2 separate regions of the Homo sapiens genome follow, and region 2 is linked to region 1. The links are chromatin loops, found by intact Hi-C in ENCODE. Cell type or tissue: MCF 10A. All regions are shown on one strand. Each heading gives the region's core, and the rest is flanking DNA. Links, peaks and the distances in the headings are about the cores only.

Evidence for each region. Peaks named below come from ENCODE experiments on the same cell type or tissue, not always from the same donor. Only the 100,000 strongest peaks of a DNase experiment are listed, where the experiment ranks them.
Region 2: it touches region 1 in a loop (2.0-fold over the local background); 3 of 110 quality-filtered maps call a loop at or near these places.

What each region holds. Positions count from the first base shown.
Region 1 is chr3:52,563,661-52,566,577 of GRCh38, forward strand. It overlaps PBRM1 (polybromo 1), which reads right to left. Exons shown (of 32, transcript NM_001405607.1): 25 at 390-573. Among named protein-coding and RNA genes, the nearest start is that of UQCC5, 29 kb to the left of the region's middle. In MCF 10A, for the core only: no CTCF peak of the experiment used is centred there; no DNase peak of the experiment used is centred there.
Region 2 is chr3:52,634,955-52,637,871 of GRCh38, forward strand. All of the region lies in intron 11 of PBRM1 (polybromo 1), which reads right to left. Among named protein-coding and RNA genes, the nearest start is that of PBRM1, 50 kb to the right of the region's middle. In MCF 10A, for the core only: no CTCF peak of the experiment used is centred there; a DNase peak (open chromatin) is centred at 1,857.

The DNA of each region.
Region 1 (2,917 bases), core at 148-2,647:
CTTAGAGATGCTTGTTTTTAAATAATTATGCTGAATATCCACAAAAGTATTGTGTCCAAAGTTGGGATCTAGTTGCCTATACACAGCAAAAAGAGTTTTCATAATCTGTGGAACTGAGAAATCTCCTGACAGGATATAAACCAGAACCAAGTGTTTCTGCCTCATTCCACAATTATTGGAGTCTACGCCAAGGGCACTATTAGAGCAGCCACCAGGTCCCAGCAGATTATGAAGTCTTTCCTTTAATCTTTAAGTGAATAAATATTTTCTATTTGAAATATTTACTACTCTAGTTTAAGATCTAATAAAAAATTAAAAACACTGGACTACACTATGTTGCTATCAGTTAATGGAAGTGCTCTTTTTTCCTTAAGTTTTTCAAGCTTTACCTGAAGTAGTAAATTTCATCATCTACCACTTTAGCAGAGAGTGAAAACCTCTTCAATCCTTTGAATTTCTTCATCTGCTTGTCGCTCTCATTGTAGCGGCTCTCACAAAGCAGAATGTCATTTTCTGGTATTTCAGTTGGCCTGCAGGAGAGGAAGTCCTTGAATGACAACACAGCACACTTTCCTGAAAGAGAAAATTAGAAAGAAATTAAAGGAGTAAACTGTGGTCATAGTTACTAACTGTTTTAACATTTTATTATTTTTGGATGAATACATTCATATAATTAACAATTTTAAAGATATGAAAGGGGCTAGGCATGGTGGCTCAAGCCTGTAATCTCAGCACTTTGAGAGGCTGAAGTGGGCAGATCTCTTGAGCTCAGGAGTTTGAGACCAGCCTGGGCAACATAGTGAGACCCCCAAATTCTACAAAAAAATACAAAAAATTAGCTGGATGTTGTGGTGCATGCCTGTGGTCCCAGCTACTCGGGAGGCTGAGGTGGGAATCATCTGAGTCTGGGAAGTCTGAGTCTGAGGCTACAGTGAGCTGTGATTGCACTACTGCACTCCAGCCTGGGTGACAGAGTGAGACCCTATCTCAAGAAAAAAAAAAAAAGATATAATACAATATGTATTGGCATAAGGATAGAATATATAGGTCAATGGAATAGAACTGAAAGTGTAGAAATAAACCAATATAATAGGGCTTTTATGGATAATTGATTTTTGATAAGGGTTCCAAGACAATTCATTGGGGGAAAGAACACTCTTTTCAACAGATGGTACGGTACCAGGACAACTGGATTTCCACTTCTGCACATGAATGCAGTTGAACTCCTACCTCCTATCATATATAAAAATTAATTTGGCCAGGCGCAGTGGCTCATGCCTGTAATCCCAGTACTTTGGGGAGGCCGAGGCAGCAGAAACACGAGGTCAAGAGATCGAGACCGTCCTTGGCCAACATGATGAAACCCCATCTCTACTAAAAATACAAAAATTAGCTGGGCGTGGTGGCGTGCACCTGTACTCCCAGCTACTCAGGAAGCTGAGGCAGGAAAATTGCTTGAACCTGGAAGGCGGAGGTTGCAGAGAGCCAGGATGACGCCACTGCACTCCAGCCTGAGCGAAAGAGCGAGACTCCGTCTCAAAAAAAAAAAATTAATTCAAAATGGGCTGGGTGCAGTGGCTCATGCCTGTAATCCCAGCACTTTGGGAGGCCGAGGAGGGTGGATCACCTGAGGTCAGGAGTTCGAGACCAGCCTGGCCAACATGGTGAAACCTCGTCTCTACTAAAAATACAAAAAAATTAGCTGGGCTTGGTGGTGCGCTCCTGTAAGCCCAGCTACTCAGGAGGCTGAGGCAGAAGAATTGCTTGAACCCGGAAGGCAGAGGCTGCAGTGAGCCAAGAGCACCCCAGTGCACTCCAGCCTGGGCAATAGAGCGAGACTCAGTCTCAAAAAAAAAAAAAGGGGCTTTATCAAAATTAAGAACTTTTGTGCTCCAAAGGATACTATCAAGAAAGTGAAAAGATAAGCCATAGAAGAAAATATTTGCAAATCATATATCTAGTAAGAGTCTAGTATACAGAATATATATTCCTACAACTCAACATTAAGACAAATATATAACCCAATTAAAAAATGTGCAAAAGATATAAATTGACATTTCTCTAAAAAAAGACATACGAATGTCCAATAGGCACATGAAACAATGCTTAGCCAGGCGCAGTGGCTCATGTCTGTAATCCCAGCACTTTGGGAGGCCGAGGCGGGTGGATCATGAGGTCAGGAGATCGAGACCGTCCTGGCTAACACGGTGAAACCCCGTCTCTACTAACAGTACAAAAAATTAGCGGGGTGTGGTTGCAGGCGCCTGTAGTCCCAGCTAGTCATGAGGCTGAGGCAGGAGAATGGCCTGAACCCAGGAGGCGGAGCTTGCAGTGAGCCGAGATTGCGCCACTGCACTCCAGCCTGGGCGAAAGAGCGAGACTCTGTCTCAAAACAAAACAAAACAAAACAAAAAAAACACAATGCTTAACAGCATTCATCATCAGGAAAATCAAATCAAAACGGCAATGTAATACTACTTCACACCCCATTAAGATGCCTGTATTAAAAAAAAAACCCAAAACAGAAAATAACAAGTGGTGGTAAGGATGTGAAGAAAATGGAACCCTTGTATCTTGGTGGGACTGTAAAATGGTGCAGCTGCTGTGGAAAATATTTAGGCAGTTTCTCCAAAAAGTTAAACACTGAGTTACCATATGACCTCGCAATTCTATTTCTAGGTATATATCCAAAAGAAATCAGAGGATCAACTACTTGTACACCACTGGTAAGAGCAGTTTTACTCACAATAGCTAAAATGTGAAAACAACCTACATGTCCATTAACAGATGTAGTATACATATAATGGAATATACAGCCTTAGGAATAAAATTCTGATATATGATACAACATGGATGAGCCTTGAAAACATTAGGCTAAGTAAAATAGGCCAGATCCAAAGGGACAAATATTGTATGA
Region 2 (2,917 bases), core at 321-2,820, 71 kb after region 1:
TGGCTTTGTCACCCAGGCTGGAGTGCAAGGGTGCGATCTTGGCTCCCTGCAGTCTCTGCCTCTGGGACTCAAGCAGTTCTCCCAGATCAGTCTCCCGAGTAGCTAAGAAGACAGGTGCACACCATCACACCCAGCTAATTTTTGGATTTTTCAGTAGAGATGGGGTTTCGTCATGTTGCCCAGACTGGTCTCAAGGTCCTGAGCTTAGGCAATCTGCCAGCCTCAGCCTCCTAAAGTGCTGGGATTACAGGTGTGAGCCACCACGCCTGGCCCTTTTTTAAAAAAATTCTAAGATAAAGGGAATAATTACTTTAAAAAAATAGTCTCTAAGGCTGGGTGTGATGGCTCACGCCTGTAATCCCAGCACTTTTGAGAGGCCAAGGTGGGTGAATCACAAGGTCAGGAGTTCGAGACCAGCGTGGCCAACATGGTGAAACCCCGTCTCTACTAAAAATACAAAAATTAGCTGGGCATGGTGGCATGCACCTGTAATCCCAGCTACTCAGGAGGCTGAGGCAGAAGAATTGCTTGAACCCAGAAGGCGGAGGTTGCAGTGAGCCGAGATTACACCACTGTACTCCAGCCTGGGTGACGGATGAAGACTCCATCTCAAAAACAAATACAAAAACAAAAAAACCTCTCAAATGTTTATTAAAGATAATGCTAAAAAGGCTTAACATAATTGCATGTTTAGAGAAATATTACATAGAAATAGAATATTAAATAGTAAAAGTACAATAGTTTTAAAGGTTGCAAAACAGTTTCTTTCTGAAATGTGCTTTCTTCAGAGACTGTTTGCTATGCTTGGCCAAAAGGAGCAAGTAACCATTCAGAGATCCCAGAACTAAAACAGTAACATGAAGTTTAAGATAGTATAAATTTAGATTGGGCTGATTCTTTTTTATTTATTTCTTATTTATTTATTTTTGAGACGGGGTCTCACTCTGTCGCCAGGCTGGAGTGCAGTGGCGTGATCCTGGCTCACTGCAACCTCCGCCTCCTGAGTTCAAATGATTCTCCTGCCTCAGCCTCCTGAGTAGCTGGGACTACAGGCATGTGCCACCACGCCTGGCCAATTTGGTTTTTTTTTGTATTTTTAGTAGAGATGGGGTTTCACCATATTAGCCAGGATGGTCTCGATCTCCTGACCTCGTGATCTGCCCGCCTCGGCCTCCCAAAGTGCTGGGATTACAGGCGTGAGCCACCACGCCCAGCCTAGATTGGGCTGATTCTATCAGACATGATTTAGCCTTAAATCTCTGTGACTTTGCCCACTGATTTAAAACATCCCCCAGGACTATTCCCTTGCTGAGGGAATTTTTAGGTAGAAGCAAATCATAAAAACACCAAAGCAAACAAAACGTAATTATTTTTATAAAAATAAAAAATATGTTGCTCATTTCCCCAAACTCCTAAACAGTGTGTAAGGACCATAATTTAAATTTTTCTTGATGGATCAGAATAAACATATAGTTGCTATGTACTCTCAGGTAAGAACCATAATCATTTATTAAGAATTTAGGCTGGGCACGGTGGCTCATGCCTGTAATCCCAGCACTTTGGGAGGCCAAGGCGGGCAAATCATGAGGTCAGTAGTTCAAGACCAGCCTGGCCAACATGATGAAACCCCGTCTCTACTAAAAATAAAAAAAATTAGCCGGGTGTGGTGGCAGGTGACTGTAATCCCAGCTACTCGGGAGGCTGAGGCAGGAGAATCACTTGAAACCAGAAGGCGGAGATTGTAGTAAGCAGGGATTACACCACTGTACTCCAGCCTGGGCAAAAGAGTGAAACTCTGTCTCCAAAAAAAAAAAAAAAAAAAAAAAAAAAAAGAATTTAATTAGGCCAGGCGCAGTGACTCACACTTGTAATCCTGCCTGGGCGACAGAGTGAGACTCCGCCTTAAAAAAAAAAAAAAGAATTTAATTATGTGTTAAGAGCTTGATAAGTACCAGCCTCAGGTAATCCTAAAACCAACACACAAGATGGGTATTATTTCTTTTTCAAATGGGAAAACTGGGCATATGAGGTTAATTACTTGCACAAGTTCAGCCACCACATAAAGCAGTTGAAGGGGATTAGGAACCAGAGTCATGGAGCTAGAAGCAGATAAGAATTTGAAACTAGTCTTTTCTGACTCTAATACCTCTGATCTCTCCCCTAAAGAGCCTGCAGTTGGATTTACACCTAGGTATATATTTTGTTGCTACTGTAAGCGGCATCTTTTAAAAAAACTGTCAACTGTAATCCTTATACATCTTTTCTGATCCTTACACCTTATTGTTGTCACTGTAGGCTGGCTAGTACTGTGACCAACAAAGGTAACAGTATTACCTTGTTTCTGTTGGTAAGGGAAATGCTGTTACCTTTTCTCCATTAAAAATGGAGATACCCTTGGTGGGCACTGTGGCTCACACATGTAACCCCAACAATTCGAGAGGCAGAGGTGGGTAGCCTGCCTGAGCTCAGGCGTTTGAGACCAGTATGGGCAAAATGATGAAACTCCATCTCTATCACAAATATAAAAAATTTGCTGGGTGTGGTGGCATGTGCCTGTGGTCCCAGCTACGCCAGAGGCTGATGTGGAAAGATTGCTTGAGCCTCGGAGGTGGAGGTTGCAGTGAGCTGAGATCACGCCACTGCACTCCAGCCTGGGTGACACAGTAAAACCCAGTCTCAAGAAAAAAAGAAGGCTGGGCGCAGTAGCTCATGCTTGTAATCCTAGCACTTTGGGAGGCTGAGGCGGGCGGATCATTTGAGGCCAGGAGTTCGAGATCAGCCTGGCCAACATGGCAAAACCATGTCTCTACTAAAAATACAAAAAAAAAAAAAAAAAAAAAAAATTAGCCGGGCATGGTGACGGGCTCCTATAATCCTAGCTACCCGGAGGCTGAGGCAGGAGAATCACTTGAACCTG